3 separate regions of the Homo sapiens genome follow, and all the other regions are linked to region 3. Evidence: chromatin contacts called from ENCODE Hi-C or POLR2A ChIA-PET data. All regions are on one chromosome and are shown on one strand. Each heading gives the region's core, a stretch centred on a gene start or an enhancer-like site at or near the end of the contact. The rest is flanking DNA. Distances are from core to core; before and after follow the strand shown.

The links. A loop is a pair of places that touch in the nucleus more often than their neighbours do. ChIA-PET counts read pairs that join two places held with the same protein, here RNA polymerase II (POLR2A). Pooled maps may share reads with other maps.
Region 1: a map of B cell shows a loop between it and region 3 (10-fold over the local background). The contact joins the promoter of VPS35L here to the promoter of DCUN1D3 in region 3. A Hi-C loop is called at or near these places in 4 of 168 maps with a recorded cell type or tissue (B cell, dorsolateral prefrontal cortex, gastrocnemius medialis and 1 more), 1 of 37 single-sample maps with no recorded cell type and 12 of 50 pooled maps. POLR2A ChIA-PET finds 5 or more read pairs at or near these places in 3 of 52 experiments (A673, HepG2 and OCI-LY7).
Region 2: a loop to region 3 is called in a map of CD4-positive, alpha-beta T cell, with 7 times the contacts of the local background. The contact joins the promoter of COQ7 here to the promoter of DCUN1D3 in region 3. A Hi-C loop is called at or near these places in 2 of 168 maps with a recorded cell type or tissue (CD4-positive, alpha-beta T cell and naive thymus-derived CD4-positive, alpha-beta T cell) and 8 of 50 pooled maps.

Annotation. Positions count from the first base shown.
Region 1 is chr16:19,553,060-19,557,567 of GRCh38, reverse strand. It overlaps VPS35L (VPS35 endosomal protein sorting factor like), which reads right to left and starts at 1,865. Exons shown (of 31, transcript NM_020314.7): 1 at 1,822-1,865. The coding sequence starts at 1,838. It overlaps CCP110 (centriolar coiled-coil protein 110), which reads right to left. Exons shown (of 14, transcript NM_001323572.2): 14 at 4,160-4,508. RefSeq lists enhancers at 1,181-1,410, 1,269-2,231, 1,791-2,270.
Region 2 is chr16:19,064,859-19,069,454 of GRCh38, reverse strand. It overlaps COQ7 (coenzyme Q7, hydroxylase), which reads right to left and starts at 1,841. Exons shown (of 6, transcript NM_016138.5): 1 at 1,718-1,841. The coding sequence starts at 1,790. It overlaps COQ7-DT (COQ7 divergent transcript), which reads left to right and starts at 1,764. Exons shown (of 3, transcript NR_119381.1): 1 at 1,764-1,874. RefSeq lists an enhancer at 1,478-1,627 and a silencer at 1,658-1,817.
Region 3 is chr16:20,898,737-20,903,373 of GRCh38, reverse strand. DCUN1D3 (defective in cullin neddylation 1 domain containing 3) reads left to right here and starts at 3,016. Exons shown (of 3, transcript NM_173475.4): 1 at 3,016-3,170. It overlaps LYRM1 (LYR motif containing 1), which reads right to left and starts at 2,603. Exons shown (of 4, transcript NM_001128302.3): 1 at 2,485-2,603. RefSeq lists enhancers at 1,626-2,411, 2,412-3,197, 3,407-3,456.

The DNA.
Region 1 (4,508 bases), core at 616-3,115, 1.3 Mb after region 3:
CTACTAAAAATACAAAAATTAGCCTGGTGTGGTGGCATCGCCTGTAATCCCAGCTACTCGGGAGAGTGAGGCAAAGAATCACTTGAGCCGGGAGGCGGAGGTTGCGGTGAGCCAAGATCACGCCACTGCAATCAAGCCTGGGCGAGACTCCGTCTCAACAAAAACAACAACAACAAAATATTTAGAGCACGGCCATATTAGGAACTATAGAGACCCTAAATACTAAAAGCGTTATGGCACCTGTTTGCCTGCTTGTAATATAAAATTAAAATTCCAAAGGTAGAAATGTACTGGGATGCAGAGATTAAGACAGCATCTTCCTGGATTTTCTGATTGCAAACTTCAGATAAATCCACTGAAGTCAAATGTTTCTCATGTTTTTGGTTAGCTTTTTGGTCAAGCCAGCATGACTTTTTCATTTTTTATTATTATTTTTTTGAGACAGAGTCTCACTGTTGCCCAGGCTGGAGTGCAGTGGCATGATCTCGGTTCACTCCAGCTTCCGCCTCCCAGGTTCAAGCGACTCTCCTGCCTCACCCTCCCAAGTAGCTGGGATTACAGGTGCGTGCCACCACTAATTTAGCCCAGCTAATTTTTGTATTTTTAGTAGAGATTAGGTTTCGCCATGTTGGCCAGGCTGGTCTCGAACCCCTGACCTCAGGTGATCCGCCAGCCTCGGCCTCCCAAAGTGCTGGGATTACAGGCGTGAGCCACCATACCCAGCCAGCATGACTATTAACTGAAAAAAAAAAAAAAACCTCAGGGTGTGGAAGTGCTCAGAGGCATTCAATGCTGATGTAGCGTGTCAAGGAAGCAGTCTCTTAAGTGTTGGGCAAATGAAAGGAATAAGACAAAATGAAGTGTTTATCAAGCTCAAAAGCAGAAGGTTGTACCTGATTATTTCTAAGGTCTTTCATTTGCTCATTTAATCTAAGCTACTTCACATCATTTGAAGAGAAAGTAAATTATCTCGCTTTCTGAGATGCAGGAGAGATTCCCCGTCCCCAAATCCCACTATCATCAACAACACAACTTCCTCAAGTTCTTCACTCACACACATACCACCTGCTGAACCCTGAAGCTTCAGTCACTCATTCCTAGCTACTCCAACCACAAGGGACCTACGGGCCTGCCAACCAGGCACACGCCACGCCCTCCCTATGGTGGACTCCTATTCATCCTCCAAGACCCAATTTAACTCCTCCTCTCTGAAGCCTTCCCCTAGCCCCCTGGTGGGGATAATCACTCCCTTCTTGGTGCCTCATCCGAATGCCTTCTTTAGACATCCCTCTACTGTGCGTCTGCCCCATTATACTGTCAGCTCCTTGAGGCCAAGGAATAAGTCTGAGGGCTGTGCCTAGGATAGGATGAATGGCGGCCATTTTACAGATGAGAAAAGCAAGTCTCCAGGTGAACAGAGGAGCTGAGGAAACTGACCAACAGCCAGATCTCCCGACTCGTCCAGACTTTAAAAGCTGAGTCCACCATTACCCTCATCCAGCGACCCCAGAACCCGCGCCAACTTCTGGGGACGCGGAAGCCTGGAAACTCAAGTTTTCTTTAGGGAATGAATGGACAGGGGCCCGTGGAAGGCGCAGAGAGGCAGCAGACGGGGAGAGAACCAAGAACCCGCCAGTCTGGCTTCAGATTGCTCCGCTGGACCGCGGTAGCGGCCAGGGATTCTACGGTCAAGACAACTTGGGGGTGGCCGGTCGACCACCAGAACCCGACAGAGAGGAATTCACACTCTCAGACCCAGGCCGACCCCATCACAAGTAAGGACAGCCCCTCTCCAAAGCCCACCCGCCGCTGCTTCCTTACCAAGGAAAGACGGCCATCTTCCCAGTCACATGACCGCTTGTTCTGGGGCCGTCTGCTCGGCTTCCCATCCTTACCCCGCCACTCCCCGCACCCCTCGGCCGCCATGTTTGTGAAGGGCAGCTGGCCGCCCCGCAGCGGCCGCACAGCACCTTCTGCAGACGCCATGCTTGTGAGGGGCAGGCGACGCTCCGCACAGCACAGGCTTCATTTTCAGCTGACGCCATGCTTGTGAGGGGCAGCTCCCCGCTCCGGACAGCCCGGGTTACAACTCCCGCCGGCGCCATGCTTCGGAGGAGCAACGTCGGCCACGGCCAGAGTGCCGTAGTTTCTATGAGTCATGATTGTAAAGGGCAGCTGTCTACAGTGCCGGGTGGTCCCGCCTGCGGGCGTCATGATGGTAAAGGGCATGACTGCTGCTTAGCTCACCTGCGTCCTCTAGGGGCAGAAAGGACTCCAGAAGGCGGCGGAGCGAAGACGCAAACTGAGGTTCAGCCAGTACCTGGTTTTGCGGCTAATACGCTGTTTGGCGTGGGACAGCCATGCCCCCTCTAGGCCGCTGCTTTACCCACTGCTTTGCGGGCGGTTTTAGACACTTGCAGAATGCCCTTCCCACGACTAGCAACCGAGGGCTGCCCTAGATCTAATATGATTGACTACAGCTAATGCACGTGGGGAAATTAGGGTTCGCATTTCGTCCAACTTGGCAAAGCAGTGTTTCTAGGAAGGTGGATATCCATTTCGACCACAGAACGTTTTTAAAAATTATTTTAGGCCGGGAGCGGTGGCTCAGGCCTATGATCCCAGAACTTCGGGAGGCCGAGGTGGGTGGTTCACCTGATGTCAGGAGTTCGGGACCAGCCTGGCCAACATGGTGAAACCCCGTCTCTACTAAAAAATACAAAAACTAGTTGGGTATGGTGGCGGGCGCCTGTAATCCCAGCTACTCGGGAGGCTGAGGCAGGAGAATTGCTCCAACCCGGGAGGATGAGGTTGCAGTGAGCCGAGATTGCGCCATTGCACTCCAGCCTGGGCTACAAGAGCGAAACTCCATCTCAAAAAAAAATTTTTTTTTTAATTATTACTTTTATAACTTACTTAGATATCCATTATGGTCCCTTAGAGAGAAAGCATTCGATGTTTTTATAACTCTTACTTTTCATTCGGGGGTGGTGGTCTGTGGTTGTTCATGAGATGGTGACCTATGACAGGGAAAAGGATCATCTCCAGAACGGGCCCTCCAGTGTTCAGCTCAGTATGAGTAGGAAAGTATATCCACTCGTACCTGCTATTCCCAACACTGGAAGTGAACAAGGGTTAAAGGGTGGCCACGGGAAAGCAAGGAGCTCTTCCCATACAGCCATGCATGTTATCACATGCAACATCTCAATAAGAGGTCAAGGTGAGGAGCCTTTTCCTAGGCTCACACTGCATGATTAGGCAGTAACAAGAGGAGGATTCTTAAAGTTGTGCAAATTAACAGCTTTGATGTGAGCTTCAACCTTCGCATTCTCTTTTCTCCCTCTCCTTCCCTTAGCAGGCTTCTATCTCTTAATAAGTTAAGACATTTCCAGCCTGAGTTTTACCTTCTGAAAAGTCCAACTTTTAGTAGAGACGGGGTTTCACTATGTTGGCCAGGCTGGTCTCAAACTCCTGACCTCAGGTGATCCTCCCGCCTTGGCCTCCCAAAGTGTTGGGATTACAGGCGTGAGCCACTGCACCTGGCCCAGGGGACATATTAAATAATGAGATATATCTTTCATGGAACTTGTAAAGAATGATTATATACAATATTTGTTTTGGCCTAATACTTTTCAATATCTGTTTCTTTTTTCTTTTTTGTTTTGGAGACAAAGTCTCATTCAGGCTGGAGTGCAGTGGTGCGATTATAGCTCACTGCCACCTGTAACTCCTGGGTTCAAGTGATCCTCCTGCCTCAGCCTCCAGCGTACCTAGGACTACAGATGTGAACCACCATGCCTGGCTAATATCGGTTTCTTTTTTGTTTTGTTTTGAGATGGAGTCTTGCTCTGTCACCCAGGCTGCAGTGCAGTGGCACAATCTCGGCTCACTATAGCCTCCCCATCCCAGGCTCAGGCGATTCTCCTGCTTCAGCCTCCCAAGTAGCTGGAACTACAGGCATGCACCACTACGCCCAGCTAATTTTGTATTTTTAGTAGAGACGGGGTTTCACCATGTTAGCCAGGCTGATCTCAAACTCCTGATCTCATGATCCACCCACCTTGGCCTCCCAAAGTGCTAGAATTACAGGCATGAGCCACCATGCCCGGCCTATTTCTTAATAGTCCTTCCCCTGGTAAATAAAAACAATCAAACTAGATTTTCTTTAAGATGAAAAGTTTATTTTGCTTTTTGCCTAGAAGCAAAACTAGTGAAAATAAAAGTATAAAAATAAATACAATTTACATTAATGAACATTCCACTCAAAGTAAAAATAAGCAAAAAAAGTATATAAATAAAAATCCATCAAAAGCACAAACAGTGTCTGGCACCTGTATGAGAAGAAGCTATGAACACCAAAAAAGAATGTGTAAAACACAGGCTTTTATCTTTAAATTAAAAACACTCAAGTTTCTCATCCTTACTCTAAAGCTAGTTTTAACTTTCTCCAAAACTATTTGTTTTAACTAATTTGCATTACACACACAAAAAGTGCACAAAACTTTTAG
Region 2 (4,596 bases), core at 592-3,091, 1.8 Mb after region 3:
TGGGCGACAAAGCAAGACTCTGCCTCAAAAAAAAAAAAAAAAAAAGGCAATAATCAGGCTCTTTCCTTTTTAAGGGAAAACATACAATAATAAACTTTTCTTACTGAGTTATGAGGATAAAATAAGATATAAGAAGCAAAGTAACTTTATAAACAGAAATGAGTCTTATTCTGTTATGCTCACTGGCTGAACAGAGCAGCATTAAAATTCACATTCAACAACCCTCGGAGTTTTGCCTGCATTACCATATACTTTAAAGTAAAATTGAGGCTCGGTGCTAGCTCTCAAATGCATCACTTTATGTCCATATTTTCCCAAAGTGTGAAACATGCCAGTGTGGTACCTACAAAATATTAAGTGGCTTATGGATATGCAGCAAATAACCCCATGTAGTAAGGGGTACTCTTTCAAAATCTCTTGCAATCTCTTTCATTAAGGAAGATAACTCCATTTACAGCTGGTATAGCCTTAACACTTTCCCAACACTTGCTAATTTCCCCTTTGTAACAGAAAGACAGTATTTAATACAATTTCATAACTTTTTAATTTGTTTGTTTTTTTTTAATGATTACTCACCCATTTGTGGCAAGTGGCACTGGCTTCCCATTCACCATAAGGATTTTGTTTCAAGGAAATTAATTTAATTTTTAAATGGGACATAGCTATACAAAAAAACACATCTAGTAATCAAAAGTTCAAGCAGTACTGCCATTAGGCAAAAATCCCGAAAGTGGTACACGGTAATTTAACGTTGAGAAAACGACTTCATGAAATTTCTTTTTTTTTTTTTTTTTTGCGCGGGGGAGACAAAGTCTCGCTCTGACGCCCAGGTTGCAGTGCAGTGGTGCAATCTCGCCTCAAAGCAATCTCTGCCTCCCGGGTTCAAGCGATTCTCCTGTCTCAGCCTCCTGAGTAGCTGGGATTACAGGCACCTGCCATCACGCCTGGCAAATTTTTGTATTTTTAGTAGAGGCGGGGTTTCACCATGTTGGCCAGGCTGGTCTCAAACTCCTGACCTCAGGGGATCCTCCAGCCTCGGCCTCCCAAAGTGCTGAGATTATAGGCCGGAGCCACCGCGCCCGGGCTCATGACAATTTTCTAAGGCAGCACAGATGAAACAAGGAAAGCAGGAACCAGGGTCCAAAACCATGTCTCTCTACTCTAAATTCGATGCTCCTTCCACTACACTGATGGCTTTCACAGTTTACAGTGCATGCAAATCACCTAAAGGTCCTGTTCACAGATCACAGATACCGACCAAGTAGGTCGGGGTGGGGCCCGAGAATCTGTATTTCTAGCGAGCGCCCAGAAGTAGCGGAGGCTGCTGGTCGTCGGGCTACCCTTTGCCTGGCAAGGCCCTGGGCAAAGACTACAAAGAGAGAGACTCCCGGAGACGCTGAATTTTCAGTGTCGCCAACTGTCCTCGACTCGGAACGCTGGCCGCACCTGCCGTGACATCACTGCACAGGGGTGCAATTGCGTCACTCCCCAGGCGTCACTGCCGAAACAACCCCTGTCCTCCTGTCACTCTCGCCGCTAACTACAGACCCCGCCCCGCCCGCCAGCGCCCCGGAGGCCGAAGTCACGCAGTCGCGCTCCGTCGCAGGCCTGTGACGTTACGAACCTCTCCCCCGTGACCTCTTCGACCCAAACCTCAAGCGAAAATTCCCTAGCTCGCTAGACCGGCGCAGGACTGTGACTGCGCGCCTCCTTTTACCTGAGAGGGACCGCCGGGCCCCCGGGCGCAGCCGCCAAAGGCGGGGAGCCGCCGCCGCCCCGGCGCAACTCATTGCCGGAACTAAAAAAAGCAACCACTTCGTTGAACGGAACTGGCCAATAGTGCCCTTGGCTCGGACTGATGACGCACAGCAGACGTAAGGAAGGCTCAGCTCGCCCGCGCACCGGTGGGAACGCCCCCTAGCTCTGCGCTAGGGGTTAGATTGGTTAGATACGACAAATAAAAAGATTTTATTGGGTGGGGTCACTGTCAATCACTCGGAAGACCAAGGCCAAGGCGCCTTGGGTTGCCAGGGAGATGAAAATGCTAAATTGCTGTTTAGAAAGATCAGGACAAGGTTATGATTTCTCACCCAAGTTCCTGGGGAAAAGGATCATGAGGGAATTACTTATTAACAAGGCACGGTATTTCCTGCTTTACCTACGTGGAAGGAGATTTTTTTTTTTATTTGTATCCTACATCTACTTTAAAATAGTAAGCCTGGGCAACATAGCGAGACCCCGCCTCTACAAATAATTTTAAAAATTAGCCGGGTCTGGTGGAGCACACCTGTAGTCCCAGCTACTCGGGAGGCTGAGGTGGGGGGATAGCTTGAGCCCGGTAGCTCGAGGCTGCAGTCAGCCGTGATTCTGCCACTGCACTCTAGCCTGGGCCCTGTCTGAAAAATAAATAAATAAATAAAATTATATGTATATCTAAATTACATGCACCACATGGTTAATGGTGTTATATAGTGTTATCTCTATTGGTGGGCTGAAAGCCAACTTTAAACTTCTTCCCGGTCTTTTCTCTATTTTCAGAAACAGAGAACATGTTTTATCCTTGGTATCCACCTTAATGTACTGTGTGCATGTATGCATGTATATTTGTGCAAATTGGAATTTTTTGAGAAGGGAGGGGAAATTTAGCAACATACTTTAAAAAGATCATATAATACAGCAGTCTTACTTTTAGGAATCTACTCAACGAAATAATTTTTAAATGAGTAATGTACATGAGGGCAAAAATCAAAGATGCGTGTCTGCAAGGATATACAACGTTTAATATTGGCAACATCAGGGGGCTGGAACTGGGAGAAGGGAGCTTTCACTTTCTACTTTACACCCTTGGATTATTTATATACTTTATCCAAGTTTACCATAAAATATTTTAAGATGGAATACAATTGTAAAATTATTGAATTCAAGTTTTTAGTTTTTATATCACTCTAGTGTTCAAATTGACACACCAAAATAATTTAAAATTATGATGAACCCAAATACTACTTAGTGAGGATGTTGTAGCACTCTCATGTAAAACTACTGAGTGTCTGAATCTGGCGCTCAAAAGCCTTAAAATGTTCAAAACCTTTGCTGTAATACCACTTCTAGGTCTCTGTTTCCTTTTTGTTTTGTTTTTTGTTTTTGTTCTTTTTAAATGGAGTTTCACTCTGTCGCACAGGCTGGATTGCAGTGGGGAGACCTTGGCTCACTGGAACCTCTGCCTCCCGGGTTCAAGCGATTCTCCTGCCTCAGCCTCCCAAGTAGATGGGATTACAGGTACACACACCACCACGCCCAGCTGAGACTGGGTTTCGCTGTGTTGGCCAGGCTGGTCTCAAATTCCTGACCTCAAGTGATCCTCCCACCTTGTCCTCCCAAAGTGCTGGGATTATAGGCGTGAGCCGCCACGCCTGGCCTAGGTCTCTGTTTCTAAGGAGAAAAAATGTTGACAAAGATTTATAGATGTGCCCATTATTTATTACTGGGAAAATTTGGAAACAAAATGTTAAGCAACAATTGAATATCAAAACATCATGTCCGAGTGCAGTGGCTCACGCCTGTAATCCCAACACTTTGGGAGACTGAGGCGAGAGGATCACTTGAGCCCAGGAGTTCAAGACCAGCCTGGGCAACACAGTGAGATTCCATCTCTACAAAAAATTTTAAAAATTAGTCAGGCATGGTGGTGTGTGCCTCTGATCCCACCTACTTGTGAGGCTAAAAGGATCACTTGAGCCCAGGAGGTTGAGGCTGCACTGAGCCATGATCACACCACTGCACTCCAGAGTGGGTGATAGACCTAGACTCTGGCTCAAAAAAAAAAAAAAAAATCCAACTGTATGATGTTATGTAGCCCATTGAAATGTTTGTAAAGAGCTTTTAATAACAGGAGAAAACACTAGATTCTTCAGGAAAACACATATTAAGTGAAAAAGAAATTAGAATACCAAAGTTCTTTCCTTCTTTTTCCTTCTTTTTCCCTCCCTCTGTACTTTCTATCTTAAAAAGAATTTTGCCAGGATTAACAGTGCGTGCCCATAAGTGCTGCTTTTTAAGTTTTTTTCTCTGTTGCTTTTGATGTTCTCTGTATTTGCTATAAAAAACAAGTATTTTTATAATGGCAAAACAAAATTTAAAAAACAAAAATGCATACTATTCCCTAATTCCATCCCCCTACCCACCAAATTATCCATTAAAAAAACTAGTTCCAGCCAGGCACGGAGGCTCACCCCTGTAATCCCAGACTTTGGGAGGCCGAAGTGGAAGGATCACTTGAGGTCAGCAGTTCAAGACCAGCCTGACCAACAGGGCAAAACCCCATCTCTACTAAAAGTACAAAAATTAGCTGGGCATGGTGGCACACACCTGTAGTCCCAGCTACTTGGGAGGCTGAGGCAGGAGAATCACTTGAACCCAGGTTGCAGTGAGCCGAGATCGCACTACTGCACTCCAGCCTGGGCAATAGAGTGAGACTACATCTCAAAAAAAAAAAAAAAAAAAAACACAGCCAGGCACAGTGGCTCACGCCTGTAATCCCAGCACTTTGGGAGGCCGAGGCGGGCAGATCATGAGGTCAGGAGATCAAGACCATCCTGA
Region 3 (4,637 bases), core at 1,767-4,266:
GCAGGAGAGGAGAGGCCTTTTTGGCAAACCCTGAGCATGAGCCACATAGACGGGAGACAGCTCTTCAGCTCTGGCTGACAGTTGCTGTGTAGGAACCTCTAGGAACTTCAGGCTGGTGTTGTCAGATTGTCGGATTTTTCAAATGAAGCCCAAAGTCTGGATTTTGATGTCCAATTTTTAAATGTTGGCAAGTAAATTTAAAAAAGAATTTAAATCACTGTGTGGGCTGAACAATATGTTTGCAGGCAATATCTGTCTTGTCAGTATGCAACTTCAAATCTAGGCCAACCCTTCAGCTCAGAGAGAAGAGCTTTATCCATGGCCACTCTGCTGGTCAGTGGCAGATCCAGGATTGAAACCCAGGCCTTCTTATTCATCTTCTGATACCCTTTACACTATATTGTGGAACTGATCGTAATTGTGGTGGGCTTGGCAGCAGTGGCAGGGACAAAAGCCCCTTTTTGTGAGAAGCTGTTGGATTGTATGGCTGATACCTTATGAACACAGTGTTCCTGCCCAGCTACAACCACCATATGGACAAGGCTCTGTACCAGGAGCCAGGAAGACACAAATAAGAAACAGTACCTGGGGGAGACAGCCATATAAACAGACAATTTATCCAAAAAGTCAGGTTTTCTATAACGGACACAAATTACCTGAGCACAAGTCCAAAAGCACTGACAGCTGGGAGAGGGAGGGAGGGAAGAGATTTGAGCCAGGACTTAGCTTCTACTTGCTGCGGGTAGAAGCTGGCAAGCGGGTGGATGAGATTCACTGATTACGGGGATGGGTCCCATTATTCCAGGATATTAAGGGGCCTCTTCCTTTGATCTCTGAGGTCTTGTCTGTGTCGTCTCCTTTGCTGGCTTCTCCTTCTCTGGGTACTCTCTAAATGGTAAGAACCCAAGGGATTTAGGGGTCTTCCTCTTTTATTTACACGCTCTTCTTAGGTGATCTGGGAGCTCCTCCCTGCCTTCCTTATTTATTATCTCCAACTATGATTTTTCCCCGACTTGTATATCTAACTTCTTGACAACTTCATTTGACTTGTTAATAGACTTATCAAACTTAATATGTTCAAAAGAGAACTTTCGATATTCCTTTCTAAACTGTTTTCCCGTAGGGAGTTAACCTTGGTTCCTCCCTCTCCTACACACTTCACATCCAATTCCCCAGCAAGTCCTGCAAGCACTACCTCCCAAATATATGCTGAATGGAATTCTCTCCATTTCCACTGTGACTGAGGGCCTTTTCTTTTTTCTTAAGACGGAGTCTCACTCCGTTGCCCAGGCTGGAGTGAAGTGGCGCGATCTTGGCTCACTGCAACCTCCACCTCCCGGGTTCAAGCGATTCTCCTGAGTAGCAGAGATTACAGGCGCGTGCCACTACGCCCAGCTGATTTTTGTATTTTTAGTAGAGATGGGGTTTCACCATGTTGGCCAGGATGATCTCGATCTCCTGACCTCGTGATCCGCCCGCCTAGGCCTCCCAAAGTACTGGGTTTATAGGCGTGAGCCACCGCGCCCGGCCGGCCCTTTCAACACTATCTTCACCTCTCCTTTGTCTTACAGTGCAACAGTCTCCTAACAGGTCTAACTACTTCCACCCTTCTCTATCCAGCAGGCAGAGCGGATTTTTAAAAATGTAAATCAGGTCAGGTCACTTCCCTTCTTAAAACCCTTAAGGTACACATTAGCCAAACCCCTGCCTTGGGCTAAAAGGCGCTGCTACAGTCATGCCACTTCCCCAACTACATCACAGGGCACTCCGGCCCTGGCTCTGTTTGCTTCAGCCACATGGCCTTCTGGCTGTTTCCAACCTAAAAGTCCTTCTCATTGGCTCTTCTCTCCACCCAGAAAACCCATTGTCTCGGATCCCCGCAAAACCGTGGCCTCCTTTGAACGACCTTACCCGATTTCGAGGGGCCCTCCCCCCATCTTCTGTCACCTCATCCGGTCTTTGGGGGGCATTTCTCACTTGCTGATACCTTCTTTATTGATTTACTTAACTCTCTCCTGCACACGAATGGAAGGTAACGGAGCAACACCCTACTCTCAGGTTTGAAGAGCAAGAGAATTACGAAGCTGGCTCTCACGGTCCTAGGGAGTCTCCGTTCCTGTACGGGACCTGGTGTGGGTCAACGTTCCCCAGCCAGACACCTCTCGCCCCCGGACCGGCCCCTACCATCTCCCATTTACATTCGGGGGTCCAAAAGATTCACAGCCTCCGAGGGGGCCCCACGCCGGCACCTGAGCGTCCCCACACCAGGCCTCCCCTCTTGGACGCGCGAGCCACTTCCGTGAGGCAGGTCCCCGAGGCCGGTGGCGATGACACCGAGCCGCCCCCGCGAAGCTGGGGTCACACAGGCCCGTCTCCCGGCAACGCCGCAGCCCAACCTCCAAACCATCCCTGCCCGTGGGGAGCCAACCCCTTCCCCGCCAGTCTCCCGCGCCTGGAGTCGGCGCCTCCATCCCCTACACTCACTCTGCGTCAGTCCTGCCTTCCCCCACCCACAGAAGCGCGCAGCCCGCGGCGGGCTGGGAGGAGGCGGCGCCAGGAGCCCAGCAGAGCCGTGGCCGACCGAGCACAGGCTGGTCCAGTAGGCCAGGCCGGACCAAACCACCGGGCCCACCTCTGTGGGAGCACCAGTTCCAGGTCTGGGGGAGTCTCGACTGACTGACTCTACCCATCTCCCGCCGCATCCAACAATAAGCTGAGCTCCTCCTCCCCCTATTTTTCCTTTACGCTTTCATTATCCTCCCCGCTCCATTCCCGTAAAACAAGAAAAAAAAATGGTCCAGCCCAGCTCCCTCCGGGTTGCTAGGTCTTTGCCCTTACTTGGCGACGGCTTCGTACGTCTTTATGTGCGTCGTGACGCAATCTTCCACTCGTTCCCTCCTTGCCCCTCTCCCATTCTCCCTCCTGGAGCTGGCGGCCGGCGGGGTTACCGGAAGTGATGATGCAGGAGGCGATGGAGGGGGCGGGGCTTCGGGGCGGCCGCCGCCGGTGGGCCGCAGATGAAGAGGAGGCGGTGGCAGTGGTGGAAGAAGAGGCGGCGGCGGCGGGGGTAGGGAGCCTGGAAACGCGAGCGGGGATGGTAGGTGGTTTGGACCCGCCGGGCCGCCGTCGTTTCCAGAAAGGGTTTGACTGGAGGAACCTCTGGAGCAGCTGTGAGTTTTGGGGAGGGGGGGAGTTGAGGAAAAGGCGGGGGGGCATTGAGAGATGAAGGGGCGGGGGTTGGGTACCTTCGAGAAAGGGGGGTGGAAAGGGAGGAGTGGAAGTCAGCGCGTTGTCTGGAGTGGTACCTCTGAAAGAAGAGGCTGTGAGGGGAGCCTGTGGCGTGTCAGCCGCAGGGCTCAGAAAACTTACCTACTGTCCCTGCCTCCCCACCGCCAGCACCCCTCAACCCAGGGCCTGGGGATATGGGGTTGGAGCTGCCCTGGAGGGGGTGCAGACTCTGGTCCTCTGTCCTGGGTGAGCGCTGTGAGGTAGGAGCCCTAGGGGGAGGTGGTGGGTGAATCTCCCAGCTCCCTCCGCCCTCATTTCCCTCCCCACCCCCATCGTTCTCTTTAATCATTAACAGCCCTGGAATTAAGGGGCTCAGACCTGAAGGCCTTTTTGTGCACCTTTGCTATAAACGATAACCATCTGTGTCCGAGGTAATGAGGCTGGAGGCTTTGCCTGTATCCTCTATAGGAAGTGGGACGGGGTGACAAATGTATTGTTTGTTCCTCCACCACACCCCCCGCACTTCTCACCCCTCATCCTCCCCCATGCACACCCCTGGTTTCCACTTTAATTCTCTGTGGCTGAGTGGCAATAGTGGATTTTTTTTTCTTCCCCTTTCCTCCTTTATGGCACTTAGTGCCTTGGTTACCTCTTTTGAATTTGGTGTTCAGCCTCTATCCCAGATCTTAACTGTAAGCTTTGTAATACTTCATACAGGCTGTCACGTTGGGAGTACCTCTTACGCTCCGATTATAATGAGCATTTTCTTTTATGAATACTGGAATTCCAGAGCCTTTGCAAGGAATCCTGAATGGCATCATAGCCCAGGAATCAAGGTCTCTTGCTCGAAATACTTTATGTGTGAGGAATTTACATGTTGTCAGCTCTTCCCAAAATGATTTGCTAGGCTAATTCTGGATTTCTGTGTTTCTCTCCACCCACTTTTCATGATGCACTTCAGAGAACAGAAAACCCCATATTACTTTTTTGTTTCTACAATTGGACAATAGCTCTTTTATGTTTTTCTCCATTTATGTGTGACACACAAATCATCAGTGACACGTTCAGCTTGTGCTGATTTTCATCTTTACGTAGCTGATTCTTTGTGTATGGGGGTCCTAAATGAGACAGTGTGATCTGTTTAGTTTTGGTTTAAGGGCGAATACAAACCAATAACGGATGTGAAAAAATTATTTGAAGCAAAGAATGGAAAGAAGGCCTCTTTGTTGATATGCTGTTGGTTTAAAAAAAATCAAGGAGCACTCTTCTAGCCTCTCAGACAGATATCAGAGTGAAGTGTTATGATTTTCCTTTTGGTGTTGATACATTCTTCGGAAATCTTTTGTAGAATCTGAAACTGTTTTCTGAAGAACTTTAAGAGATAGTGCCTACATTTTCGGAGTCCTTTG